2 separate regions of the Mus musculus genome follow, and region 1 is linked to region 2. The links are chromatin loops, found by intact Hi-C in ENCODE. Cell type or tissue: heart. All regions are shown on one strand. Each heading gives the region's core, and the rest is flanking DNA. Links, peaks and the distances in the headings are about the cores only.

Evidence for each region. A loop is a pair of places that touch in the nucleus more often than their neighbours do. Peaks named below come from ENCODE experiments on the same cell type or tissue, not always from the same donor. Only the 100,000 strongest peaks of a DNase experiment are listed, where the experiment ranks them.
Region 1: a loop joins it to region 2, with 7 times the contacts of the local background. A loop is called at or near these places in 34 of 42 quality-filtered maps.

What each region holds. Positions count from the first base shown.
Region 1 is chr10:24,954,235-24,969,746 of GRCm38, reverse strand. Gm36228 (a long non-coding RNA gene) reads left to right here and starts at 9,807. Exons shown (of 5, transcript XR_871528.3): 1 at 9,807-10,214; 2 at 11,997-12,099. In heart, for the core only: a CTCF peak has its summit at 8,499 (motif pointing left); no DNase peak of the experiment used is centred there; H3K27me3 peaks cover 663 bases.
Region 2 is chr10:25,211,230-25,226,741 of GRCm38, reverse strand. Akap7 (A kinase (PRKA) anchor protein 7) reads left to right here. Exons shown (of 8, transcript NM_001379238.1): 7 at 5,984-6,131. Among named protein-coding and RNA genes, the nearest start is that of Gm25016, 47 kb to the left of the region's middle. In heart, for the core only: CTCF peaks have their summits at 7,185 and 7,388 (motif pointing right); no DNase peak of the experiment used is centred there.

The sequences.
Region 1 (15,512 bases), core at 7,255-9,754, 260 kb after region 2:
ATGATGTTGGGATCAGGGACAGGGAGCAGGCTCTGCAAAACAGTCTAATCTTTTAAAGGTGGTGCTCACTCCAACATAGCTATGCAGACTACACCAGAATTTTTCAACCATGACTCAATGACACTTTGGCCAAATAACTTTTGGGATGTGTGTGTGTTCCTGGTTATGTATATGTATATGTATATGTATATGTATATGTATATGTATATGTATATATGTATATGATGTATATGTATATGTACATGTATATACATATAGGTTTGCACATAAATGTGGAGGTCAGGAATCAACATTGGGTATCCAGCATTCGCTGTGGTTGGAGAACTGGGTTCTGATGATGCTATGGAGTCTTGGTTTCTGTTGTTTATGTTCTTGCCCTTGCCTCTTACCATCTGGTTATCTCTGATCTTAGCTGGTCTTGCTGTCTCTGGCTGTAGCTTGTCCCTTCCATGAGTCTGTGTGTCAGCACTCCTCGAGACCAGCTTTCTCCTGGCAGGATTTGGGTATGGAGAACTGTGGCATAGGGACAGCTCCAGGCACAGATGGAAACTGGAGGGGTCCTGTCCCTGGCTGCTTCCTTGATTCCTATGTCTTGAGGACTCGGGGCAGGTCCCTCTTGGGCCAGGTATTTGAGCAGAAGAGGTGGCCTTATCTGTGTTCTTAGGTGTGTCAGCACTCCTGGGAGACCAGCTCTCTCCTGGCAAGATTTGGGTTCAGGGAGATGTGGCACAGGGTCAGCTCCAGGCACATATGGAAACTGGAAGGATCCTGTCCCTGACTGTTCCTGTGTCCTGAGGGCTCTGAGAGGGTCCTTCAGAGAAGTGGTGGTCTTACCTGTGCTGTCAGGTGTGTTAGCACTCCTGGGAGATTAGTGTAACTCTTAACAAACAAGTGAAAGATTTGTATGACAAGAACTTCAAATCCCCGAAGAAAGAAATCGGAAGAAGACCTAAGAATATGGAAAGATATCCTATGCTCATGGAAATGGCCATGTTACCAATAGCAATCTACATATTCAATGCAATTCCCATCAAAATTCCAACACCACACTTCAGAGACATGGAAAGAGCAGTTCTCAACTTCACATGGACAAACAAAAAATTCCCTGATATCAAAAACAACTCTCAACAATAAAAGTCCTGGGAGAATCACCATTTTTTTTTTTTTTAACCTCAAGCTGTACTACAAAGCAATAGTGACAGAAACCACATGGTGTTAGTACAGAGACAGATAGGTGGATCAATGGAATACAATCAAAGCCCTGGAAATAAACCCACACACCTATGGACACTTTTTTATTAGATATTTTCTTCATTTACATTTCAAATGCTATCCCAAAGGTCCCCTCTACCCTTTCCCAACCCTGCTCCCCAACCCATCCACTCCTGCTTCCTGGCCCTGGCATTCCCCTGTACTGGGGCATATGATCTTCGCAAGACCAAAGGCTTCTTCTCCCATTAATGGTTGACTAGGGCATCCTCTGCTACATATGCAACTAGAGGCACAAGCTCTGGGGGATACTGGTTAGTTTATATTGTTGTTCCTCCTATAGGGTTGCAGAACCCTTTAGCTCCTTGGGTACTTTCTCTAGCTCCTTCATTGGGGGCCCTGTGTTCCATCCAATAGGTGACTGTGAGCATCCACTTCTGTATTTGCCAGACACTGGCATAGCCTCACAAGAGATAGCTATATTAGGGTCCTGTCAGCAAAATCTTCCTGAAAAACTCAAGTGACAGCACATGCTGTTGTGGATGTAGAGAAAGAGGAACACTCCTCCATTGCTGGTGAGATTGCAAACAGGTACAACCACTCTGCAAATCAATCTGGTGGTTCCTCAAAAAATTGGAAATAGATCTACATGAAGACCCAGCTATACCACTCTTGGGCATGTACCCAAAAGATTCCCCACCATACCACAAGGACATGTGTTCCACTATGTTCATAGAAGCCTTATTTGTAATAACCAGAAGCTAAAAACAGCCCAGATGTCCCTCAACCGAAGAATGGATACAGAAAATGTGGTTCATTTACACAATGGAATAACATTTAGCTATTAAAAACAAGGGCATCCTGAGTTTTGCAGGCAAATGGATGGAACTAGAAAGTATCATCTTGAGTGAGGTAACCCAGACACAAAAGGACTTGCATGCTGTGTACTCCCCAATAAGTGGATATTAGCCAAAAAGTACAGAATACAGTATGTAACCCACAGGACTCAACAAAGCTACAAGCTGAAGGACCCAAGTGAAGATGCCTCAATCCCACTTGGGAGGGAGAAGAAAGCAGTCATGGGAGGCAGAGGGAGGGAGAGTCGTGAGTGGGAGAAAGGAGGGGGAAAGGAAAAGGGAAAAAGGGACCAGGTATGGGGGTCATGAGAGAAGCCCAGAAGGCCAGGAGAATAAATGGAAATATGCAGCCTTGGGGGGATGGTAGGTGGTGGGACCCTCTAGAAAATACCAGAGACACAGTGGGTAAGAGACTCTCAGGACTCAATGGGCATGGCCTTATCCAAAGTGCCCAATGATGGAGAGAGGGAACTCAAAGAGCCCAACTCTAGTAGATAGACAGGGCCTCAAGTAGAGGAATGGCGCTATCAACCAACAGTCAAAATTTCTGATCCAGAATTGCTCCTGTCTAAAAGAACACAGGCAGGGACAAAAATGGAGAAGAGACTGAAGAAAAGGCTGTTCAGTGGCAGGCCCAACTTGGGGTCCATCTCATGAGGGACACTAAGGCCTGACACTATTACTGAAGCTATGATGTGCTTACAGACAGGAACCTAGTGTGGCTGTCGTCTGAGAGGCCCTACCACCAGCTGACTGAGAAAGATGCAGATACTTACACCCAATCATGGAACTGAAGTCGGGGACCACATGGTTGAATTAGGAGAAGGGTTAAAGAAGCTGAAGGGGAGGGTGACCCCATAGGAACACCAGCAATCTCAACCATCCCAGACCCCAGGGAGCTTCCAGAGACTGAACTACCAACCAGGAACATACACAAGCTGGTCAGAGGCCCCTGGCACATATATAGCAGAGGACTGCCTGGTCTGGCCTCAGTGGGAGAAGAGAGACTTGTGGCGCCAGGGAAGGGAGAGGCTTGGTGGGAGAGAAAGTAACTTCTCAGAGGCAAGGGAGAGGAGGAATGAGATGAGGAACTGTGTAAGGGGGACTAGGAGGGGAGGCAATGACTGGAGTGTAAATAAATAAAAAATTAGAACACACACACAGAGAGTAAGGCAGCATTCATTGTGGCCCACATTTTGCAGCCATGTAGTCCATCACGGCAAGCTGTCAGGGATATGAAGTGGCTGTCACATTCCACACAGTCAGGAAGCAGAGAAGGATGAGGGCTCAGTACATTTTCTCCCCATCCCTGTTGATTCAGTGAGGATATCAGCACGATGCCACCCACGTTCAGGGTGAGCCTTCCCTCTTCAGTAAAACCTGTAAACCAGTATAAAAAAAAAAAATAGACCATCTGAGACAGCCCTGAGGTGGGTGTCACAGCAGATTCTAGACGTAGCAAGTTGACTGTGGATATGAACCATCACAACCCGACAACTCGTCATTGTCTTGCCCGTCCACAGCAGATCGCCTTCATCCACCTGCCACAGAAGTCATCTTCCGTCCCGAGACCCTCTCTGCACAGCAGCCTGAGAAACTCTGCTAAGCACAACCCTGCTGCTTGTCCTGAACAGATGACAGCTCTCTCCTCCCACGCACCATTGCCTTCTTTTGTCTGCTGCTCCATTTGTATTGATTCTCAACTCCCTGTCCCCACCTTTGTACAGCATCCCTTTCAGTTCAGTGTCCTCAAATCACTAATTTGTGCTTTTATTTGGTCTGGACCCGACCAAGGCAAAAATAGATAAATTACCCATGCCATCCTACTATAACCTGGATGTGGATGGGGATAGCTTTAAATCAAGACTTGGTGCTCAGTGGAACATGTAGTCACTGTCCTAAGAGATGGAAATGATTGAGCTAGTAATTACCGTCTCTGATGGTATCAGAACAGTTCGTTCTGTTGTGGTTTTTGGATCTTTGCAGGTTCCAAGTGTGAACTAAATTAGCAACATACAGAAGAACCTTGTGCAGTGCTTGGGGCCCTATAAGGTTCAGTAATATTTGTTTTGTTTAAAAGGAAAAACGAAAGGGTCAGAAGGGGGTTTCTGAAGCAGAGATTTTTTGCTACTGCAGTAGTTCTCAAGCCCGCTGTGCTCTGCAAACCCAATATTACCTCCAATCTGCTATATTGTGATGGAAATTGCACAGCAGAAGGCAGATCTGGACGGCAAAGATATGGGAAATTATTTAACACAGCAAGAGGAGCCCCTGTCGACGGTAGCATCCCTCCTGGTTGTGTCAGCAATCTTTCTCATCAGGAACGCTTTCTACAAGCTTTGCAAAGGCTCAAGGCTGAGTTAGGCACAAAGGTTAGCAGAGGTGTGCTTGCCCAGTGCTCACAAGGCCTGGATTGGATCCCAGAGGACAGTATCGTGGTGTCCAGAGAGAGAGTGAATAGGAAGTGGGGACTTGACTTGTGAATCAGCACAGTACGGAAACAAAGGTGACCAGTCCTGCACTTGATGAAGCTCCTGCTTTTGGCACCTTGTAGATGAAGCAGAATTTTCTGCAGAATTTTAAGTTCAGAGGACTACAAACTGGTTTATCAGCTCTATTTAGGAAGCTCTGAGAAAGGAGATAGTTAAAAAATAATGACTGTGAGTTGTTCCTTGCTGTTTAGAATTCTGCTTTTAATTAACAAAGAATACACTATAAAATCTGTTCTGGGAAGCTGGAGAGATGGCTCAGCGGGTAAGAGCACTGACTGCTCTTCTGAAGGTCCTGAGTTCAAATCCCAGCAACCACATGGTGGCGTACAACCATCTCTAACAAGATCTGACTCCCTCTTCTGGAGTGTCTGAAGACAGCTATAGTGTACTTACATATAATTAATAAATAAATAAATAAATAAATAAATAAATCTTAAAAAAAAAAAAGATCCGTTCTGAGAAAATAATATTATTGAATTTGGCCGGGCGGTGGTGGTGCATGCCTTTAATCTCAGCACTTGGGAGGCAGAGGCAGGCGGATTTCTGAGTTCAAGGCCATATATATATATATATATATATATATATATATATACATATATATAATTGGATTTGATTGCTTGCAGAAGTGTTAAAGACACATAGTTTCAAAATGGACAGAAAATAGTTTTTCTGTAGTCAAATTCATATTTTCCAAACAGTCATAATATGTAGTTTGAGAGCAGCCTTAAGATTTATTTATGTATTTTACGTATATGGGTACTTTGTATGTACATCTGCACACCAGAAGATAGTGTCAGACAGTTAAGTGCTGACTTGTGGATTCCCAGAGTTGAACTCAAGACCTTTGGAGGAGCAATTTGTGCTCTTAACCACTGAGCCATCTCTCCAGACCCCCAAATACACCTTAAATACAGGGTTGCTCTATTAGGACTCTGTGTGGTCCACTTTTCTGAACAGTATTGTTAGCTAAATGTATGGAACCTCTAATGATCACATAAAAATAAATCAAACAAACAAAAAAACAAAAAGAGGTGGAGATTCTCTGGATAGCTTATTAAAAACTGCTTCTGCAGCTACAGAGCACTGGCTGCTCCTTCAGAGGATGATTCCCGGTGCTTTCATTCAGCTTACAACTGTAGCTCCAGTTCCAGAGGCTCCAATGCTCTCTTCTGGCCTTCAAGGGCACTAGGCATGCAAGCGGTACACAGACGTCCATACAGCAAAACACCTCTACACAGACACATACACACAACAAGACAATTCTGCCTAATACGACAAGTTACAGTACGATATTGCACCCTCCGCAGAGCTGAAATGAACACAAGAAAATGAGTATGGCTTTGAACACCCTACGAACGCTAAGTGCACGCTGCATTTAACTGTTCTACATGGCTCTCGCAGAGCAGCCCCCAAGGGTTGGTGAGAATAACTGTAGGGCATGAGTGGGGTGGTCCAGGGAGGCACCAAGAGGAGATGAGTGAAAGCAACAAATCATCCAACAGGACGGGCAGCCGACATTTCAATAAACCAATTAAAACAGAATGTAAGGAGGCTGAGAGAGGCCAAAAGCAAGACAGCCTGAAAACACAGCGGATATTATTATTTGATCTGTGTAAAGTGCAAACATTATCTGATTTAAAATGGCAATTTCCACATACCAAGTAGGAATATTAGTCCTACTTTAGAGGTAAGAAAATTAGGCTTCAGGGTTTGGGATTTAGACCCAAATCCACCTAGTCCAGCATCCACACAGTGTAATGAAAAAGAGTTAGTAAAGAAAAAAAAATACAAAAATCCTGGTTATTGCGCTGGAAAGATAGCTCATTGGTTAGAGGCTCTTGCTGCTAAACCTGATGACCTGAGTTCAGTCTCCAGGAACTGCATGGAGGAAAGACAGAGAGAACTGACCCCCACAACCTTCTACCTGATATCTACATGCATGCTGTGGCATGCACATACACCACACATAAACACATGCACACATCACACCATACACGCATACCATACCATAAACATATATACATCACAACACACACAGACACCACATCAGACAGACAGACAGACAGACACATACCCCACCATACACACACAGAGCACACATACCACACCACAGCATACCACACCATACACACATACAATACACAAAGTGCGCATATACAACACATCATACCATACACACACTACAAATACCACATGCACACCACACCACACACACACACACATACACACACACACACACACTATCCCTCACATATCGTACCATATACACACCACCCCTCATATACCACACACACACACACACATACACATACATACCACCTCATGCACACACATACATATCATACCAGACAAACATACACACACCATATCATGAACACACATACACACCACACTACACACACATATACAAACATACACCACACCACACACACCACACTACACACACATATACAAACATACACCACATCACACATACAACATACCCACACACATACCACACCATACAGACACACCACCATACAAACACATAGCCCACATCATGCACACACATACACACCACACCACACACACCACACTATACACACACATACACCACAACACACATACAACATACCCACACACATACCACACCATATACACACACACCACATCATGTACACACATACACATCACACTATACAAAGATACACACACACCACATCATGTGTACACATATACACCACACCATACAAACACACACACACACACCACTATACACACATTTAGAATTTAAAAAATAAAAAATAAATTCATCATCCAGTGGACGACTTGACTACAGTAGTGGATTTATCACTGTGGCCCAGTTTCCTCTTGGGCTTTATTTACAGCTTAAGAATTTCTTTCTCTACATAAACACAAATCTTTGTATTGTAAATGCTTAAACTAGGCAAATTTGGAATGATACATGGATGTTTCCATACATTTGTTCATATTCCTAAAACTTTTGCTGGTTTCTTCTTCCTCAAAGCACCTATAAATATCTCTGCAGGAAGAAGTGTTAAGAGCAAGCCTTCCAAGATGCTGTGTGCACTCCGCATAATTCTCGTCCAGATTTAAACTGATTCACCATGGAGATGAATAACCTTTTTAAGGGCATGCTGCACCACTGGTAAAGTTTACTTAATTTATTTTGACAGCTGCCTCTAATTGCTTAATAGCACACATTATATGGATAGTAAAAGGCTTAATAACTTAAGATCTCATTGCTATTTCAGATGGAGTGATAGGCATGTATTTGCCAGGCATGTGTGTGTTTATGTGCATGTAGTGTGTAGTGTAGTATGTGTGTGTGATGACCTCTGGCCTCCACTTGCATGTATACACACAAGCACATGCATATATGCAAACATGCACAAACCCATACAAAATAAACTCTAAATAAACTATAATTCTCTCTCTCTCTCTCTCTCTCTCTCTCTCTCTCTCTCTCTCTCTCTCTCTCTCTCTCTCTCTCTCTCTCTCTCACACACACACACACACACACACACACACACACACACAATTGTTCTAGGACTCGCTAGAGAATCCTCACCAAGCCCAGGCACATCTGTGAAGATGAAGGCCACATTGGTGTGATTGGTGTTTCTATACATTAAGGAGCCAGAAAGTCACTGGCCCACCCTCAGAGGCTGGAGAAGTGTTGGAGTCCCACAACCTGTGAGGGAAACGCCTTTGCTTCTAAATCACTTGTGTGTTGGGGATTTATTCAAAGACACTGCAGTTCTCAGATGTGAACATACTGAGTTATATGAGGAATGTCTTCAGCAAGTAAATATTTCCAATTCTCAGCTGTGAAACAAACAATGACTCAAAGGTAGTGTAGGCTAATGTTAATTTGTGTGCATGGGTCTTTTTGTGGGGCTGTCTTATTATTATATGTTAATCTAGCGCCCTCTTGTGCAGTACATTTTAATAACAAAGTTTGAAGATGTATATACTGTGTTTCCATATCCAGGTACTAGAGGGACATAATCATTAGATAATATTACTTTATCTTCTTTTTTATTATCAACATTGTTCAAACAAAAAGACAAAAGACTGAAGATCACCTGCTGTGAGTTGAGGTGAGAGCAAAGGCCACTTTTCAGAATCAAGACAATTCTCTCTTCAAAAGAAAATATTTCATTCTTGATAAGATGATACAATGACAACAGTCCCCCTTCCCTTTCTTCCCACCAACACCTCCCATATGCCCCACCTCACCACTGCATCAGGCAGAGACCATCACAGAAAACCACTACCAATCAAAGGGCAAAGTTGTGGAGCCCAGTCCTAAGGGATAGATCAAGACATTTCTTAAGGAAATCTAACTCACTCTCAAGAGAAATAGGGAAAGTATTTTTGTAGTGCAATATAATGAATGAGTTTTGGCGGATTCTTGGAATTTTAGGGCAAAAGAAAAATGTGTTGCTCCAGTGAGAGGCAAGAAATGGTTGCACTCCTGGCTCCCTGTGTGCATGGAGGCCAGCTACATTGTGCTTGTGCGAGCATGGCCAGCACCAGCTACATTGTATTGTTAGCTCTTCTTGGGAGTAGAGCACCCAACCTGTGTTTCAATTTCAGGAAATGTGATAAGCTAGCAGGAGTGAGCCCCATATGCAACACCATCCTCTGGGTAGTGACTTCCAGAGGTCACAGCTTCAGGCTTTTCTCTCCATCACTGACACGGCTTGAGTACATTGAAGTCCTGCTGTGCTCCCAGGAACTCGAGAGTGCAATCCTCCATTTTGTTTTGTTTTGAGACGAGGTCTTACTATCTAACTAATCCAAGATACCTTAAACTCTTTTCATCCTGCCTTAGCATCCTAGAATCGCAGGCCACCGCAGCCTGCAGAATGTGGCCTTAACTGGAGACAGGGTCTTTATGGGTGTAGTTAAGTTAAAATGAGGTAATTTGGATGGGCTTCAATCCAGTACTGTTTCTAGAAGGGGGGTGGGGTGGGAAGAGAGCTGAGCTGAGCGTGGCCAAGCATGCCTGCAACCCCAGAGATTGTAGGTGGAAACAGAAAGATGGAGAGTTCAGAGTCACCTGCATGATAGGAAATTCTGTCCCCTCAAATAGGGTAGGGAGATGTGATAGCTGTCCTTGGTTGTCAGCTTAACGAAACTGGGCAGACTTGTGAGGGGTTTTTCTTGATTGGGTCATTTGAGTGTAGAAGATCCACCTTCACCCTGGGCCACACCTTCTGCTGGCAGCCTGTCACACGGGGCATGGTAGAAGGAAGGAAGATTCTGCTCTTTGTCTGCTTTCCCTCCCTCTCACTGGCAAGTTCATTTCTTCACTGCTATGAGGGCCTACTTCTTTGCAATTCCAACATGCACTGAAGAGCACCTGAGACATCCAGCCTTGTGGATTACTGGGTTCTTGGACTTCCCCTTTGTGGGCAGCCACTGTTGGACCAGCTGGACCACAGTCTGAAAGCCGCTCTAATAAGTCACAGGTGCGCATGCGCGCGCCAAAAGTTGCTTCTCTAGAGAACCCTGACTGGATGGCTGGTACAGGGGCATCTGTGATTGGTGTGATTGATGCTTCTATAAACTAAGGAGCCCCCCCAAATCATTGGCACAGCCCAGAAGCTGAGAAGAAGCATTGAATGGTCTCCACAACCTGCAGAAGGTAGAGTTTCTGCCAAGTCTAGTGATTTTTTTTTTTTTTTTTTTTTTTTTTTTGCCTGCAAAACTGTGAGAAGGTGCCTTTCTGCTCTTCCGAGTTTCTCAGTGTGTGACACTAAAGAGGGAAATGGAAATAATGAAGTGTTATTATGAAGGATTTACCAATAAGCTCACTTAAAAAATGCTAAGTTACACAAAAGTACAATTCAGCTGCGGGAGCTTTGTCTCTGTTGGGCTTGGGCGGCTTAAAGAACCCAAACCTGGCTGACAGCCACTAATCAAGCCCTCCCTTATCAGGGAGAGCTTACATTTTGCCAGGCGACTAGGGTGACCCTGGCCGACAGCTGCCCTGGGAAAGGCAGCCGAGGTCAGTCTCTGAGATAATTTCTGCATCATTAATCTCCCCGTTTGTCTAAACAACCGAGCCATGGAATTACTGTCTCCGTAAATCATGTTTAATTGCTCAAAGTGTAACTTGGGACTGCAAAGCTACGTTAAGTTGACAGGGATTTCTGTTCAGGTGGGTTCTCTTCCACACAGAAGCCTGAGCTAGTGGCGGCTATTATTGAAGAGTTTTTTTCCTTTATTTATCTCTAAGTGCTTGGAGTGATTTCTCACTGGGGAGGCATAATAACACTCCAACAGCACTTAGTTAAACAAACACATCACTCTGTCATCCGTGGCACAGTGTTTCCTCACGGCTAGGTAGAACAACAGTTTAGGGTGATCAAAGGACAGTCCCCAAAGACACCCATATGGAAATACTGGGGTGTTTTTGAGAATGGCAGAGTTTTTCTTCGATCTCGGTGCGCTTTGCTTGTGGAACTAGGGTTCCAGAAAAATTGACAATGCCGAAAGCTATCCCAAGCTTGCGGATCTCAGAAGGAGAGCGATCAGAGGGGATGGGAGAGGACAGAAGGTGGAGAAGTAAGATACCAGTGAGCAGCTGATCTGGGGGCTCCTTCAAGGACTTGTGGTAGAAACTAGACAGAGGCTCGGGAAAGGAGGTGAGCTGGTCGGTCCAGTTGGCCCAACCACAAGGTGTCCAGGTGCCCTGCTCAGTTTCAGTCACGTAGTCATCCGCAGCCTCGGGCAGAGGTGCTCATTTAGGACTTGACAGAGAAACTGGAACCAAAACTCTGCCCTGACATTCTTGGCCTCCAGCAAGGACGTTCTCAGTTGGAACTATTGCTCTGGGATCCCTGCCCTACCTGACTAGTTTCTATCTCAACCACTCATCTATATGAAAGCTTTCCAATACACTGTAAAGAATACAGTGTTCTATTATAAAAAATAACTCACTGGAAAAATATTTTTCTAATTATGTCCTAGATATCTAAAATTTGCATGTGTCATACATTGTTTTAAAGGAAACTTTAGTTATTATTACATTTCACCATTAATATTTTGGTTATTTCTTTTTAAGATGAAAGCATTTTTTCCTTGTGAAACTAAAGCAGTATTTCCCCTAATTTTCTTTCTTTTTTGTTTTTTTGTTTTTTTCGAGACAAGGTTTCTCTGTATAGCCCTGGCTGTCCTGGAACTCACTTTGTAAACCAGGCTGGCCTTGAACTCAGAAATCTACCTGCCTCTGCCTCCCAAGTGCTGGGATTAAAGGCGTGTGCCACCATGCCCGGCTTCCCCTAATTTTCTAAAGGGGTTAAGTATAATAATAAACCAGTTTATTTCAAAACATCCTTTCAGTGTCTTAAAAACCATGTATATGTGGCTTGTTCGAAACATAATCTATTTTGAGACTATATTTTGCATCTGGTTATTTCCCCAGGACTCTGATCCAGCCGGGACGCCGACTTACCTAGGAGATTGTGCGCCATGAGGAAAATAATCACAACTCAAGTTCTGAGGTCATCTGTTTCATTCTTCTATTGGTAAGCTTATTTCTTAAATGGAATATAAAGTCTCCATTCTATGTAAATGCCTCAGGCTAGAATGCATTCTGCCTTGTGCGTGTTACTTCAGTATCAGGTGAGATCTCTTTGACAACCTAGAGATGCTAAGAGAGGCCACTGGGGTGGAGCGGCATGTTGATCTCTTCACTGCAACCAGAAACCAGTCTCCGGGCTTACGGTGGCCCCCGCACAGATGCCCTGTTTCCCAGTAGTCACTGATTAAGTATCCTCACAAGTTCATTGGTGGTCTGTATTTTAGCCAGGTGTGAAGTGTTGTTAAGATGGTGCTGACTCGGGACAGTTCACCACTGGGCCCTTTGGGTTGCCCTGAAGTCCAGCCTTTCTCAAAAGTGGGTTAAACCTTTCTCTGTTCTCTATACTCCAAAGCTAAGTGTTAGTTTATTTACTTAGGACCTCAAACAGTGAACGGTGAGGTCTTTCCCCACCCCCACACCATTCCTTCTCGTTGCTATCACTATGGACTTAAGGGTTTTTAGTTCACAGTCTATAAATTTCAGAAGCTAGAGAAATGATTCAGTCTGTAAAGTGCTTGCCACACAAATACAACTTCTTGAATTCTATTCCCAATACCTCTTTGGGATGGGGGAGACCAGGTGAAGTATAATATAATTACAATTCCAGTTACCCAACCTAGTCTATTCTACAGTCTACGAGCACCAAGCCAGTGATGGACTCTACCTCAATAAACAAGTCAAACGGCTCCAGGGGAATGACCTCTGACCTCCACTAGCATGCACACACATGCACATGCAGTTACATGCACACAAACCTGCACAAACAAATAAATTCAATGGGTTTTAATGAACTACAGCCACAGAATATGAGTGTTTGCTCAATGGGCTACTCTTCAAGCAGGTTCCTGATCTCTTTCTATGCAACTCAATGAAATTTTGATTTCTCCTTTTGGTGCACAAGATCTAGATGTTTTTCATGAGACATAGTGCAAAAGACTAAAACCCAAATTCTAAAAGAGGAGATTGTAAATGTGATGCACAGAACTCTAAGAATACATATATGTGTCATAAAAAAACATGAGTTCACACTGATAACTTCCAACTCCCATTTGTCATTACATAGTGTTTTGCGCTTTGCGCTTACTGTGGGAGATTTCTCCACTTCTCCCTTTGTATTTTTGCTCTGTACTGTTTTCCATGTTGAAGATCCTGACTTTGAGCATGTAAGCTATTCTGCTAGGTCTGTTACTTTCTCTTCTCCACTTCAAATGTGTCTTTATTGTATTTTTGCCACCTTTCCTGCTATCTGTGTATAGCTTACTATGGTTTCCACAAGTTGATTTCATCCTGGGTTCCTCCCCATTTTTAAAATCTATAATTTTTGTCATTTTTTTCCTGCTCTTCCCACACAAAGTTTTAACTCTTGTTGCCTTTCCAGCTCTACCATATACTTTTTTTTTTAAGTTCTGTTTTGAAATCTTTCTTACAGAGGTAATTAGAAACTGATCTTATCTTTTTTTAAACTTTGCTTTATATTAATTGATAAGTAGCAGCTGTACACATTTTGGGAGATATACTGCTATGTATTGATGTATGAATATCTTCTATAATTATTAAGTCAGGGCAATTAGCACAGCCATGACTTCAAATGGTTTTAAAATCAAATATCTTCAGCATACATTATCATGACATGACTTCTAAGGAAAAATAAAACTGTTTTTATTGTGTGCATGCATGCATCTATGTATGGGCACACACGTGTGTACATGTGTGTGTATATACATGTAAGTATGTGCACATGTGTGCATGTGAATCCTGGGACATTCTAACTATGTAGGCCAGAAGACAACTTTGAATACCAGTCCTACTTTCCACTTTGTTTGGCTATTGGTCTTTTGCTGTCTCACTGTCGTATGTTCCAGGGTAGCTGAGCCACAAGCCTCTGGGGAACTTTCCATCTCTGACTCTCATGTCTGTGCAGAAGTCCTGGCATCATGGAAATGCCCGTTATTATGTCTGTCTTTGGTGTGGTTTTAGGGGTGCAAACTGAGGTCATCAGAATTTCAGAGCCCAGTCTTTCACTGATGTACCATTTCCTTAGACCTTGATATAGTTTTTTTTCCTTTATTTATTTTTTTTAATTTATTTTTATTACATAACATATTTTCCTCAATTACATTTCCAATGCTATCCCAGAAGTCCCCCATACCCTCCCCCCCACTTCCCTACCCACTCATTCCCATTTTTTTTTTTTTTTTGGCCCTGGCGTTCCCCTGTACTGGGGCATATACAGTTTGTGTGTCCAATGGGCCTCTCTTTCCAGTGATGGCCGACTAGGCCATCTTTTGATACATATGCAGCTAGAATCCAGAGCTCCGGGGTACTGGTTAGTTCATAATGTTGTTCCACCTATAGGGTTGCAGATCCCTTTATAGTTTTCTTTTAAAATATAGTTTCTTTATATTTTAGGCAAAAATGCAAGGAGTAAATGATAAAGGTATACACACACACACACTCACACACACACACACACACACACACATTTATCTATAATGCATGACGACGATATTTGATTTTAAAGTTATATGGAATTCATCTAGACTTACCCTAAAATTTTATGGTCATAACCTGCTTCATTTGTTTTATTTGCCTTTCATTTCAGCATGAAATTAAATTTAATTAATTAATGACATTTTAATTAAATTGTATTATTTCGTAGATAGTGACCTGGCAACAGGATTCAGACAGAAAGCCTACCCTCCATTCATCCCTCCTGCACCTCACGGCGCCCTAACAGAGAGAGGCAGCTCTCACATCCTTTCTTTTCTTCCCACTAGTGCTTGGCTTTGTATGTGTTTTCCCCCTTTCCTCCACAAAGGACAGCATATTATGCATTTATTTGTTGTTTGTTTATGGTTGCACTCTGTTGCTTACATCCTGGCCACCGCTCCTTGACAGTTTACCACCTCATCTGCTCTGTTATGACTGCAAATTGCACTCCACTGAGCTGCCTCACATGGCCCTTTCTGCATTCACTCACTGTGTTTAGGGAGTAGGTGACACAGAATGACGGAATCCAGAAAAACGGATCCTTAGGCTGTCTCTTGCAATTTGGGCACACAGTGTTCCTTTAGTGCCCATGAGAGGTGGGGTCTAAGTCCCCCACGTACATGAAATCCGCAGATGCTCAAGTCTTCTATATGAAACGGCATGGTGCTTACATAGGACTTGTACATGTTATCAATCTTGCTGTACATCACTTCGAGGTTACCTGAAGTACCGAGCACAATGTGGTGTCAGTAGTTGGTTCACCACACAGTATTTAGGCACAATGTCAAAGACAAAGGTGTAGATTTTTGTCAAATATTTTTTCCTCTGCATCTGAAGATGCAGACCCCGTGGATATGCGAGCAGACT
Region 2 (15,512 bases), core at 6,445-8,944:
GACACACTAGGAAGGGCAGAGCTGGCCTGTGACAGATTTGGGAGTCATTGGAAGTCCTGAGCCAGAACAGTGCCATCACCCCCAGTCACGCACGTGCACTTGAAGCCATAACCTTGAGCGGGGATACGTCTGAGGCTCTCTTGGCAATCCTATAGATCCCTTTCAAAAATAGGACCTTTCTTAGCCTTGCCTCAAGCAATATCTGACTTTAATATAGGCACCAATTTTCTCAGAATGAGGGCTTTTTGTTTCTTATTTAATTAGTTTTTGAGACAGGGTCTTCCTATATAGCACACACCAGTCCCTTTATTATTACAAAAACCCACCAGTTGCCAGAGCTGGATGGTGATATGAATTCAGGTTTATGAGAAAAGAGATGGGCTACCCATACCCAGCACATTCTCCAGAGAGCAATGATGATGCCGGCCTCCCAGTAAATTTAAGATTAAGCAATTCTCACCTATTTCTAGATTCTTTATTAAATTTTTTTTTTATTTTGACCAGGAGACAGAGCTTCAGACCCTCCCAAGGTCTCATGCCTTTCTAAGTGCACTTTCTGTATGGTATGAGTTATGGAATTTTTGTTTTACTTGCTAATCGAAGTCAACACCTAGGGTGAACATTAGAAGTCAGCTGTGCAGAATTTTGGTAAAACAGTTGGCGTTTGTCGTTTATTACAGTTCATGAGTGGAGGAGGTGGGTTTGCAGGCGTTCTTGTATCTCTCATTTCTTTGGGGCTGCTGAGGTGAGTTGGTGGGTGAAGGTGCTTTCTGGAAAGCCGGAAAACTTTAAGTTCAATCTCCAGGTTCCACACGGGGAGGAGGGGACCCGTTCCCTCTGAGTTGTCCTCTGACCTCCAAATATGCACTGAGCCATGCCCCATCCAAGTAACTTACCAAATAACTAACTAAGTTAAATGAGAATAAAACGACACGGGCACACATGCACACACACACATGAGTAAATGCATACACGTGCATGCACAAGTACAACCATGCATGAATGCATGCACACACAGAGAAAGAAAAGCATTTAGAAGACAAGTAAAATCATTGTCATTTTCTCAGAACTTTTAAAAAAATATTAGACACCCGGTTTTATTTAAAAGCTAGCAAACAAAACCTCTATTGGCTCTAAAACCACACATCAACCCCCCACAGTGATGGAGAGTGACTTCAGTGCTCTGCCTGAATCTAGCCTCTACAAAGGTCAACTGGAAGAAGTAAAGGAGAGTCTGGCACTAAAGAACATCATAAACCCAATAGACACAAAACACATCCTGTTGGGTCTAGCGGTCTTTCCGGTCTGTTCTCCATTCCCTCTGGCTCTACCCCTCTTTCTGCAGGGTTACCTGAGCCCCGAGGGGAAGGATTTGACAGAGGCATCCTGTTTAGTACTGAGGGTGCCAAGGTCTCTCACTCCACACATTTTTCCAGCTGTGAGTATTTGTTCCCATCTACTGCAGGAGGAAGATTCTCATGATGGCTGAGCACTGAGCAAGGCACTGACCTATGAGTCTAGCAGAATATTGCTAGGAGTTATTTTTACTGCTGCGTGTGCCCTTAGCACAGTGGTTCTTAACCTTCCCAACACTGCAACTCTTGGATAGTTCCTCATGTTGTGGTGACCCCGACCATAAAGTTATTGCTACTTCATAGCTGTAATTTTGCTGCTGTCGTGAATTGTAGTGCAAGCGCCTGCATGCAGGATATCTGCTATCCCACAGAGGTGGAGGTGCACATGTTGAGGACTGCTTCTTTGGCAGAACAGTAGCACTTGATTTTCCACTAGGTCCCTGGCCTATCTGATCTCCAGGTAATGTTGGAGATAGGCTCCGCCTCACAGGGTGTGGCTTAAATCTCATTATATACTGGCTGGTCACTCCCACAGGCCTAGTGCCCCCACGGCACTAGCACATCTTGCAGGCAGGACACCACTGGAGATTAAAGAGTTTGTAGCTGGGTTGGTGTTTAACTTTCTCCTTTGGTAATGTGCAGAGCACCTTCCTGAACCGTGAACATGAACTAGTCAGTAGGCGTGAGGGCTTCTGTTAGGCACCAGCTCTACTTCTCCATGTTTAGTGAGTTGTACATGTTGTCTGCAGCGACAGAGCCTTGCTCTCACTGAGAACAACCAATAGCCCTGGCAGTACCCTGGGTCTTTTGGGAGTTCCCAATGGGATCCATATGGCCAGCAACTCAATTAGCTATGACTCATTTCCTGTAGTAGAAAGTTCATTTGGAGGTGAGAACTATCCAGTTGGGGCCCATCTCCTTTGTTATTAAGCCGTTTCCTTTAGGTAGCCTTCATACATGTATATATTTTAGAAAGCTTCTACTGCATTAGGTTGCATACAATTTTTCGAATGGCCTTGAGTTTTATCCGTATCTCTTTTAACCTGTCTCCCTCACCCTTACCGTTTGATCCTCCCATTCATTCCAGTTACCCCTACCCTCCTCCATCCATAACTGTCCATCTCCCCATCTTAGGGAGATCTGTTCTCTCCCCACCCCAGGTCCCTCACTCTATCTGTAGCCTCTGTGGTTATATGGATTGCAGCTTGCTTATTAAAGACTTACCAACTAAAATCTACACAATCTATATAAGCTAATATATATCATAATTGCCTTCCATAGACTGGCCTCTGACCAGATGTTACTTTATATGGTCTGGGTGACCTCACTCAGGATGATCTTTTCTAGTTCCATCCACTTACCTGCAAATTTCATGATGCCATTAAAAAAATAGTTGAGTAAGAGTTTTTGGTGTAAATGTGCCATGTTTTCTTTATCTATTCATCCATTGATGGACATCTAGGCTGTTTCCAATTCGGGCTGCTATGAAAACTGTGGCAGTGAACATGGTTGATCAGGTGGCTCTGTAGTGTCCTTTGAGTATTTGCCTAAGGGACACATTTATACCCAGCTTCCTGAGGAGCTCCAACATTGATTTACATAGTGGCTGCACAAGCATGCACTCCCACCAACAATGGATGAGTGGTCCCCATTCTCCACTTCCTCGCCAGCAGGAGCTGTCAGAGCTCTCTCTTGGCTGTTCTGACTGGTATAGGGTGAAATCTCAAAGGGGTTTTGAATTGTAGTTCCCTGATGCCTTAAGGGTGTTGAACATTTCTCGAAGTGTTTCTTGGCTATCTGTCATTTCTCTTTTGAAAATTCTCTGTTTAGATATATACCACATTTTTAATTGGGCTGTTTTCTTACATCTAATTTTTTGGGTTCTTCATATAAACTCATATTGTCCCTCTATCAGGTGTGTAGTTATTTAAAACAATTTCCCATTCTGTAGCCTGTGTGCTGCTTTGTCGGATGGCATCCATTGCCACACAACAACTTTTTAGTCTTATGAGGTTCCACTTATTGTCATTGTTCCTGTGCTATTGGTGTTCTGATTAGAAAGAAAGCTGTGTGCTGGTGTGTTGCCGACTACTCCTCACGTCCTCTCCTGTCAGCTTCAATGTATCTGGTTTTATGTTGAACTCTTTGATCCATTTGGAGTTGAATTTTGTGCAGGGTGATAACAATTTATCTATTTGCATTCCTCTACATGCAAACAACCAATTTGACCAATCTGTCTTTTTTTCTTTTCACTATGTATTTTTGGCTTCTTTATCAAAAACCAGGTGCCCATAGGTGTGAACTTATTTCTGGGTCTTAAATTGAATTCCATTGATCACATGTCTGTTTCTATGCCAATACCATGATGATTTTATTACCATAGTTCTGGAGTACAACTTGAAATTGGGAATAGTGATACCCCCAGCAGTTCTTTATTTGCTTGGGATTATTTTAGTATCTTGGGGGTAGGGGATTGTATTTCCATATGAAGCCGAGAATTGGCCTTCCAAATTCTGTAAAGAACTGTGTTGGGCTTTTGATGGGGATTGCATTGAATCTGTAGGTTCCTTTTTGTACAATGGCCCTTTCTTTCTTTCTTTCTTTCTTTCTTTCTTTCTTTCTTTCTTTCTTTCTTTCTTTCTTTCTTTCTTTCTTCTTTTTTTTTTTTTTTTTTTTTTTTTTGAGACAGGGTTTCTCTGTGTAGCCCTGGCTGTCCTGGAACTCACTTTGTAGACCAGGCTGGCCTTAAACTCAAAAATTCACCTGCCTCTGCCTCCCAAGTGCTGGGATTAAAGGCGTGCGCCATCACACCCGGCCTCTCACAATGGCCATTTTTTACTATAGTAATCTTACCAGCACACGAAGGTGTCTCCATCTACTGACATCCTCTTAAATGTCTTTCTCTGCTGTTTTCAGTTATATATATATATATATATATATATATATATATATATATATATATATATATATGTGTGTGTGTGTATTTTTTATTATTATTATTATTATTTTATATTAATCAAGTCTTTCACCTTCCTGGCTAGAATTACCCAAAAATATTTTATTATTTTTGAGACTATTGTGAGAGTTGTTTCCCTGAATTCTTTCTCAGTTTGTTAGTCATTCGTATATAGGAAGGCTATTGATTTTTGTGTATTGATTTTGTATCCTGCTGTTTTTCTGAACGTGTTTATCAGCCCTATAGAGCTTTCTGGTAGAATTTTTAGGGTCATTTATGTATAATAAATACTATCATACCATCGTCAACTAAAGATAGCTGGACTTCTTCCCTTCCCATGTGTATATACTCTCTTGATCTTCTTCAGTTGTCTTATTGCTTTAGCTAAGACTTGAAGTACTGTATTGAATAGGTATGGAGAGAACAGACAGCATTCTCTTATTCCCTCTTTTCCTTTACATGGATGTTGGCTGTGGGCTTGTTGTAAATCACCCCTGTTATACTGACATGTATTCCTTGTATCCCAAATCGACCTGGGACTTTTATTATGAAGGGGAGTCAGGGATATCCCATAGTGTTCAGCCTTTGCAGGTATAATAGAGTTCTCAAACTGAGTTGAGAAGGGCTATAAGTGGGGGGAGGGGAGGCAGGGAGCAGTTAAACACGCAACACAAGGATTTCTTACTATACTATTAACTATCAAGGGCAACAGCCTACTAGATAAATAACATGATACTTCATACAGTGGAGCATGTAGAAACGAAAGCATCTTGCAATCTGTATATTAATATTGATGTGGCAAATTTACTGAAATAATGGAAGTGGCTTTTAAGAAGCACTGAGGCTAAAACCATATTCATGTGAAAATTAAAAACTGACTTTCATTTGCATAGGGAAACTGAAATAGAACAAGACCACATGGTCTCCTGTCCTCATAGGGAATTTCTAGAAATCTTTATTATTAATAGGGGAAATTGTATTAGTAGAAAGTCAAAATTAGTAGAAAAAGTAAAACTCAGTGTCTGTGTCTTGGGTCTCTTGAGGTTGCAGTGTCAGGACACTGTCGTATTGAGGAGAGGGGATGATGTTTCCTGCCGGGAGGTTACAGTAGCACCAAGAGGACCTTGCTACAGTCGTCAGCACCTGCTGCCCTTGCTGTACAGGAAACCAGGAGAGGCAGATGGAGAAAGATGCAGAAGACCCACTGGTCTCCCTGCCCTGTGTACTATGAGAAGGTTCCCCTCCCTCTGAAATACAGATCCGCAGTGCTTCAAAACCACCGGTCCATCCGGTCCATGGTGCAAATGGTTACTCTGCCCCTGATGGTTGCTCTGCCCTTGATCTGTCTCATCTCATGGTTTCTCAGCTCTGATGCTTAAAGATGTACTGAGTTTCAAGTGCACCACATCAGATTAGCACTCTTAATTGATGGCTTTAAATACAGCCCTCCCCAAGCCTAGAGACTTAAAACCAAAACCAAAACCAAAACCAAAACCAAAACCAAAACCAAAACCAAACAAAAAACCCAACAGTTTTGTGGCATCTATTTTCAAGTGCTGGGAGGCAGTTCTGAATCCAAAATGTACTATCAGGTTCTGAAAGATTGATAGACGTATGATCTGGCTGCCCAGTGAAATGAGTGCCTGACATGGATTTGTTTTGTCCTTTCAAGGGAGTGAGAAAAATCGAGCCTGGATTGTATGAACAATTTATCGACCACAGATTTGGAGAAGAACTATTGTACCAGATAGATCTCTGCTCCATGCTGAAGAAAAAACAGAGCAATGGTTATTACCACTGTGAGTCTTCCATCGTGATCGGTGAGTTCTGTTGAGAACATCGTTCAGTACAGTTATTCATTATTTCTTGACATCACTTCTAAAATAAATATTTCAGGTTACTTGTGTACTTTTCAATTCACTGCAGGTTTTGTTTGTTTGCTTTGTGGTTGTTGCTGTTTTGTAACACCGCAGCGGAAAAAGTGGAGAGAACTTTTCTCTCCGCCTCTTAGGTCTTGAAATGTCCATGGAAATTTGTTCCAGTTTAATTTTATTTCATGGGCATAAAGAAAACACATTCTTCAGGGCGCATCACGTGGCCACACTGCTCCCCAGCTGGCCTTAGCATGGTAGCTGCTATTAATAATGGCTAGTGACCGGCTCCGGAAATTTCACTACGGGAAGAAGAAGTATAGGTGGCCTGTGACAGTCAAGACTTTGTTGCTTCTCTAAAGAAAACATACTTGAGGGGAAGCCAAGACCCACACAGAGATGGCTCGGTGCTCATGCGTGAAGGCTCCTGCAGGGTTCGATGAGACCAACCCGTTAGTTCCCAGGAGGAAAGTGTGTACACAGGAAGAAACTTCCCTTAAGCAGGCAGCTGCCATCACCTGCCTTCTGGAAGGTGGGTACGTTTCGCAGGAGCCTGCCCTGTGGGACTCAGCTGTACTGTTTCTAGCGAGACACCACTGCCAAGAAGTGAACTTGAAGACAACCTGATTTACATGCCTTTAAAGTAACATGAAGATATATATATATATACACATTTGTAAATATTTCAAGTTCTTCGGCCAAAGTGATTTCTCACCATCTCAATTAAAAGGATCTATTTGTATCCTAAAAGAACCATCATATAACTGAAGTTTATCGAAGGTTTTTAAAAAAATGTTCAAGAGGCAATTTTATTTTCGAGTCCTCGTTACAGAGTGTGACAGACATCATCACCCCAAAGGTCCGTTTTAAACTGAAGATTTAAAGTGGAGTTTGAGTTTTGAGTTTCACATCTGAAACCCTCCTCCTATTTCAAGGAGGATGTTCATGCTTTCAGAACCCGAGCAGGGGCCCTCTTCTGTCAGGTTCAGCTGACTTTCACACAGAGGGGCGATGCAGATCCTCTGTGCAGTGTGGATTTTGGCGAGTTTTCCAGGTTCCACTGTAACTAGGTTAGAGCAACCTCAAAAGGGGGTGTGGAGCTTCATTCGCTTCCAGCTGATTAAGACAATGAAAAGGTCGGATTTTATGGAAGATCCTGAAATTTGCATTATAAAACCTATTGTGTACATCCGACCAGTGGCCAGCAGGGGGCTCTGTTCCACCAGCTCCAGCAGGTTTTCTGCATTCCTGTTCTTTTGCAGGCTGGTCATCACATTTCCTCCACTGTAGAGAGTGTTTATCCATCCTCCATCTTCTACTGCAGAGTGACCGTTTCATCTGCCCTGACCAATTCTGATTTTTTTGTACCATTTAACATTTAAACTGTATTTTGTTTATTACGGATACTTTATTTTTTTCTACCTATCTCGTTTAATTATGACAATATGACTTTTAAAATGATGCCTCCTTCTAACGTAATTTATTATAATTAAGTGTAATCTAAACTGGAGTTGCCCCCTTTTCTTTGCGTCTATGCCTGCATAGAGGCCTGGGTCTCTCCTCTGTTACTCTCCACCCTGTTTTTGAGGCAGTGTGAGGCTGGAGCTCACTGGTTGTAGAGTGGCTGCTGAGCGACCCACCTGGATCCTCCTGTGTCTCCTTCCGCAGCTGGGTTTGCAGACGCTCTCTACCACGTCTGGCTTTCTGGTGGGTGTTGGGAGTTGCAAGTAAGGTCTTCATACTTGCTACTTAGCACACTTAGATCTTCCCAGCCCAGATCTGCTATGCATCTCTATAGCATCATTGCTATTCAGATAAAGAGTAGCATGGAAATCTGGGCGTTAAAACTGTGAAGCAGGGATTGGATTTTAGGAATATATTATTGCGCTAAAGATCTTTGGCTATTCCTCCAGCTTGGTAAGTGTGTACTAGAGATTACACATTGGCAGCCCTACCTTCTGTATTTGATTAACAAAGAGCTTTGATGATTTGTTTCATAATTTGAGCACTTATTATAGTTTGAAGATAAAAGTCTCTTATTGGGGTGTGTGTGTGTGTGTGTGTGTGTGTGTGTGTGTATGTGTGTGTGTTTGAATACCTGATCCCCAGCTGGTGGCACCACTTGCGAACACTATGTGACCTTTTGGACAGTGGCTCTCATCCTTCCTATTGCTGTGACTCTTAATTCAGTTCCTCATGTTGTGGTGAGCCCCCACCACCATTATTTATAACTGCAATTCTGCTACTATTTATTATGAATCATAATGTAAAAGCCTATGTTTTCTGATGGTCTTGAGTGTCCCCCCCATGAAAGGGTGGTTAGACCCCTAAGGAATCCATGACCCACTGGTTGAGAACCACTGCTTTAGAAAGAATGGCCTGGATGGAGAAGGTAGATGGCTAGGGATGGAATTTGAGGATCTCTGCTTCCCGATGTGCAGGAATATGAGCAAGCCCCCATAGCCATGCTCTGCTGCCAGCCTTCCTGTGTAGGGAGTGTAGCCCCATCTGTGAGTTAAAGCAAGCTTTCCTCGATCCCTGTTGTCTCCTTCTTACCACAGGGGGAATGGATATGCTCACCAATGTGGGATGATTTTATATTACAAACTTCAGATTTCTGCCTTCTTGTGAACACTCCCAATGTGGCTGTATGGTTCCAGTGTCCTTCGAACTACCTTCATTTCCTGCATGGAGTAGCAGGCTCACTCAAGTGTGTCTGAATATTCACCCTGCACACTGTACATTCTCACTGCGGCCATTTCTTCTCTGTGCCTTCCCATGGAGTAAGTGTTAGAGGAATTTGAGAAAATGTACTGTTGTCCCACCCAGGCAGTGAGACTCTGTCTTGAGGATGAAAGGAAATGCAAAGATCTGTGTAGAGTACCAGAGGGCTCGTAGCATTTGAGCTCGAGTAGTGCTAATAAAGTACTTTTTATTTTTAAAAACTGATTTTTTTGTTTTGTTTTTGTTTTTTTGAGACAGGGTTTTTCTGTATAGCTCTGGCTGTCCTGGAACTCACTCTGTACACCAGGCTGGCCTCGAACTCAGAAATCCGCCTGCCTCTGCCTCCCAAGTGCTGGGATTAAAGGTGTGTGCCACCATGCCCAGCCTCTGTTTTTGTTTTCAAGTGTATTCAGTTTTCATAGTTTATGCAGTTCTTTCTAGAAGGCCGCCTTATGAGAAGAACATTCTGCACTCTGCCTTATCCATAGTCCCCGTAGGTTTACAGCTTTCTCCCACAGAGTACAGGGAATGTTTTCAAATGTTAGAAAAGACACATTTGAGATGTCTCATAAGTAAAACTTGCGATGATGATATACCTATCTATCATTGAGCCCCTTAGAAACCTAACGTCATTTAGCAGCTAAAATTTGAATCTAGAAGAAGGAACCCAGTTTTCCTGATGTAGCCAGGGATGAGAATATAGCCCAAAACCCCTAGGACTGTGTGGGCACTTGACTTAGGCATTTCAGTAGTGCTCAGGCATCTCTTTTCCATTTCTATTTCCTTAGGGAAGGTAATTGACCCCTTTGTAAAGCTGATGAGCAGTTTAGGGTTTTCAAATACTGGTTTACTTTCAAGTGAGACATACTTTATAGGAAGCAGTGGTGAAATGGAAAGGTCTAGATGCCTTATTCCCAGAGCAGCGTATTTACTTATGACTTCTCAAAGCAGAGGTAGAAACAATAATTTTGTGTGTGTGTGTGTGTGTGTGTGGTGGTTTGAATATGTTTGGCCCAAAGGGAGTGAGGTGTGACCTTGTTGGAGGAAGTGTGTCACTGTGGGGGTGGGCTTTGAAGCTCTGCCCAGTGTGGAAGAGACAGTCTGCTCCTGTTCGCCTTCAGAACAAGATGTAGAACTTTTAGCTCCTCCAGCACCAACCAAGCCTGCCTGGCTGTTGCCAGGCTTCCTGCCTTGACGACAGTGGATTGAGCCTCTGAATCTGTAAGCCAGTCCCAATGAAATGTTGTCCTTTATAAAAGTTGTCTTGGTCATGGTTAACACTAATTTGGTGACATAGTACCGTGTGTTTACTCCTCTCTGGGAGATCGGGAAGCAGAATAAGACACAGCCCTGGAGAACGATACAGTGTCACTGACAGCTAAGACGGCTGCCGAGAAGCAGAGAGGAAAGAAGAGGGCTTGTTCCTGGCAGTTTGGGCTTTGGTATCACATCGTGGAAGAACTTTGTAATCTTGTCTTGTGGGAGAGATGAGGGGAGGAGAGTTTAACTGAGCATGGAGGAGATGAGGGGTGGAGTAGGAGGCGTTTTAGAGCAGCAGAGAGGGCGGCATTGGGCAGGGGCAGTGAGAACCACAGCAAACACCTGTGTGAACCAGCAGGATCAGTGAATGAGGACGCTACAAACTGGGCATTCTAGGCTCTGTGTATGTGTGAACAGATGGGTAGGACTGCCCAAGCTGAGGAGGTAAAAATATACCAGAGAGAACCAAAAGAATAGTTGAGGGATAAGTGGAGCTTAATTCTCAGGCTCTTACAGATGCTTCTCATTTGTGATGGACTATATACAGCCCAATAAACTCATGGCAAGCTGAAAATACTCTTAAGTAGAGAGTGCATCTATACACATAACCTAATGGCCATCATAGCTTAGGCAGGCCCACTGTGGCATGCAGTTTAACCTATAGTTGTGTAACTCATTCGACACAAAGGGGTGTGTGTGTGTGTGTGTGTGTGTGTGTGTGTGTGAGAAAGTCAAAGGGCAAACTCATATATCATTTCTCAGGAGCTGTCCACATTTCTCTTTTTCAGACAGGGTTTTCACTGGTCTTGAACTCACTGAGGAGGCTTAGCTGACCTGTGAACCTCAGGGATCCACCTGACTCTGTTTCCCAGAACTGCAATTACAAACAAGCCAATTCACCCAGCTTTTCCCCTCCCCTATTTTGTTTTATTTTAATAATTTTAGCTTTAAATTTTATTTTTTCTTATTTTAACAAGTCATTTTATACAGTACATTTTGATCACTCTTTTCCCCTTCCCCAACTCCCCCCAGTCTCCCAGTCTCCCCACTTTCCTACCTACCCATGTCTTTATCCCTTTCTTTAAAAACAAGCAAACAAACCCCCAAGAAACACACATTCTCATTTTCTCTCTCTCTCTCTCTCACACACACACACACACCACAAAACACAATCAGAAATCAGAATATATAAGCAAAAGACTAATAAGAAAAACTTGCCCACACTCAGCATTCTAAGAGTCTAAAGTGTGGCAGTTATATCCAGTGAGGCTCTTTGGAGAAGACACTTTTTCCTTTGTAACTGTTCACCCACCTTTTTATATGGGTTCTGTGACTGAACTCAGGTCTTCAAGCTTGCTCAGGTCAGCAAGCACTTTACCAGCTGAGCTCTGTCTACCTCCCACCTTACCACCTTCGGAGAGCCTGAGGTCACTAAGTAGCCAAGGATGACCCCGAACTTAGGATTCTCCTCCCTTCACCTCCCAAATGTTGAGATATGCTAATACAATTTTGACTCAATGTGTGTATCCAAACGTCACAGGGTATACAACATTGTGTAGAGTGCTGATAGCTTGCTCTTGCGATCATGCGGTCGACAGGCAGCTCAGTTCCACCTGAGGTCTGGAGACAAGAGTCATGCTATACATTGCTAGCCTAGGAAGAGGCCATAATTCAGATGGAAAACATAGTCTCTTCTGACTATGTATTGCTTTTGCTCTACTGTTAAGCTGAAAATTGGAGCAGAACCATTGTAAATCAGGACAGCATGAATGACTGAGTCTGTCAATGGTAGTAGGCCAACAGAATACGAGGCCCAGACTGTAGGGTTGAAAGCCTAAGGAGAATCCTGAGTGAGCCAAATCCACGCAGAGATCCTGTTCATTGCGAGTGTCCCCAGGAAGCCTGGTGGTAGAGATCATCCTTTGAGTCTGAAAAGCTTGTCTTGTTCCATCCGGGCTTCTTGAATACTTGAGCAGGGGATAATTTAGCCAATGGGAAGGACTTGTTTTGAACATGCAGTTGAATGTCTGACTGAGGATCCTTACCTCTGACTTGAGTATCCCAATCTCTAGTGATGTGTGACTTAGGGGCCAGGACATAAAGCTGCCCACTTGGGCTTGTGTGCACTTGCACTCTGTGTGTGTGTGTGTGTGTGTGTGTGTGTGTGTGTGTATGAACTCTCTACAGAAAGGAACACTGCCAGGAATGGAGAGATGGCTCAGCAGTTAAAAGCACTTGCTGTTCTTCATACCTGAGGTCAGCTCTCAGTACCCTTGAGGGTCTCACAACTGTGGATAAATCCAGTTCCCTTCTAGGAGATTAGATGCCCTCTTCTGTGTGCGCACTCTCTCTCTCCCTCTCCTTCTCCGTCTCCGTCTCCCTCTCCCTCTCTCTCTCTCTCTCTCCCTCTCCCCTCCCTCTCTCTGTCTCTGTCTCTCTCTGTCTTTCTCTGTCTCTCTCTCTGTCTCTCTGTCTCTCTCACACACACATACATAAATAAACATATTTTCCAAAAAGATAAAAATAAACCTTAAAAAGAAAAAAGCAAGCCAGTGTGACTCACCTTGGTTTGCACTTGAGGAACTCGGAGAAGGAAATCAGTGGGGTTTGTTTATCCCCACTGGGTGAAAGACAGGAAAGAAATCTGAGAGCTTTCTAGAATCCTTGAGCCTAGAGCTTTGTTTGATAAACATTTAAAACATTTAGCTTGGCAGCATGCGTGTGACTCATATCATATGCCCACTTGAAGATCCACTCAGTAGAGTGGTGATAGATCTGTCCTTATCTGACTCTTCATTTTCTTTTTGCAGTAGAAAATGCACTTCATTGTGTTTGTCTGTGGATGAACCGCGGTTCTAATAACTTGCTAAATACCTTTGTGGGTTTTACACTCTTTGAAAAAAATATTTTAGGTTCACCAGCTCTTTGAGATTGGTCTCTTAGACACCTTTAATGTGTCCTTGAAGACAAAGTTGTTTTTTATAAAAATATAAGACACCATTTGCCCCTTCCACTGGGTCATGCTAAAGCATTGGTGAGTGAAAGGGAGAGAGAGAGAGAGAGAGAGAGAGAGAGAGAGAGAGAGATAGACTGACTGACTCAGATTTGTGTGTCTGTGTCTATATGACTGTATCTTTGTCATGTGTATGTGTAGGCATAATTTTTCAGTCTATTTTATTTGGGTTCTTTTGTCTCTACCTCCCTTCCAATCTTTATTTCTTCTAACATCCCAATACCAGGTAGGGGAGAAAGAAGGTTAGAGCCAGATTGGCTTGGAGAGAAGTTTCTTGAGTGTTTGTAGATGCTGCAGTCTAAAGTGGCCATTGCCCTTCTCCCAGCTGTTTTCTTGAAGAACAATAGACAGCCGACTATGGTACTGACAATAGACAGCCTTTGGTACTGATAACTGACAGACTATGGTACTGACAGGTGTTTTTTAAAAAATAAAGACACAGACTTGTCATAGTTTGTACAACTGGCACTGCAGATGATAAAAACTAAGATGCAGATGATAAAAACTCAGATTCTGAAGTAAAATTTGGGAACCCAGGTGGGGTGAGTCAGAGAGTAAGGCTGCTTGCTTCCACACCTGACATTCATCTCTGACTTTGCAGATGCCATACTCACGTTCCAGCTACAAAAGAGGGTAAGAAGAATGCTAGAAATCTCAACTCTATTACCACAAGCTTGCCAACATCCTAAACTTAAAGTATTTTCCACAGTTTTTATTACAGGAAATCATGTGCATAGGAGTAGAGATTGTAGTGTGTGACAATGAACTGTCTTCTTGGTTTGTTTTTAATCTGTCACATCATATAAAATTTAGAAAACCCTGTTCTGTGATGTGTAATGTGAAGGCCACACACATTCAGATCATGCACGGGACGGAGGTTTTACTTGTGGATTCTCTGGGAAGGTATCATCGCCATCAAGATAGAGATCAGTTCCAACACCCTTTCCCCTCTGTTCCTGGCCGGTCCACACATAAAGCCTTTCTAGTGAGATGGGGTGATGTTACTGGGGGTGAGTTTTTGATGTCATATGATGCAGTTGTGCTGAAACCTGGAAGGTGTCAGTTAACTCCATGGATTTACAAGCTCACATAGGGGGCAAAGATCCACTGGAGGACCAAGAGAGAGGAAAGGGTCTGTATGTAAAGGACAAGAAGAAGTTCATTGTGACCTAACTTGAAGACATTACAACTTGTCAGGCTTGAGTACAGACAGCAACACGGACTCTTCACAACTCTCTTGAATTCAGTAAATATCTATAAGAATAACCCCATATAAAACTCCGTGGGAGGAGAGGCTGTCAAAAAATTTGCATCTCACAAAGAATCCTTAAGGAAAAACATTCCAAAGCCTGCTGCAATGAATGGGTCTAAGAAGTCATGGATTTTGGCTTTCAGAATTTTGGCCAATATTACTTCCATAGACTAGTTTTAATGGTACTTGTTACTCTGTATTAAAATACAAACTAGTTTAATTCTCTGTCTTACTTTTTCCGTCTCCCCATCTCCCCATTTAACTTCCATTTGAAAGTCCCGAGGTAAAAATGTAACAACTGCCAAAATACGGCAGTCTCTCAGGGACAGAGCTCTAAAGTAACCATCTTCCGAAATCTAGATTCTGTGATCTAACAATGTCTGTTTTGTGATGGAGCGAAGTTGAGAAGCTTTTGTTTCTTTTGCAGAGGCCAATGGGGAAATGGTTAAGAACGTTTCACATTTTAGGCTGATCTCAATGAATCCATCTTAAGCATGTTAGGAGGGAGATCAGGTTATCATCCAAGGGAACTATGTTCCATTTCTTGCTTGACAACTTCAGTTAACTGGACATTTTTGTTTGTTTGTTTAAAAGTATCACATAGTTTAATGACAACACAATACGAGATACTTGGTTGTTTCCTTTGTAACTTAAATTGGTTGACTATAGTTTGCCATCTGCATGGTGTATTATGTAAATGGAAAGAAGGATCTATTTACTGCTGTGCTGTGATAAAAAGAAAACCAAGACTCTTCTGGCTTGGCCATTGCCTCACATGGCCTTATTTAACAAGTATAATATTGTTGAAAAAGTTGAGCTTTTGATATGCTAAATATTATATATTAATTGATTTATTGATTGATTATATATAAATTAATATATATATAAATTGAATTTAAACTCAGTTTTCATATACTTTTTTGATAAAACACTTGTTTTCCAAGAAGAAATTTGAAATTTCATTTTTACATGCCCCTTACCCAGATGAAGAGCAACCTAAAATTGGAATTCTTGGGTCATTTATTTATATTTGTGTGATTCAGACAAAGCTTTAAGATATGTAACTGAGAAGATTAACCCT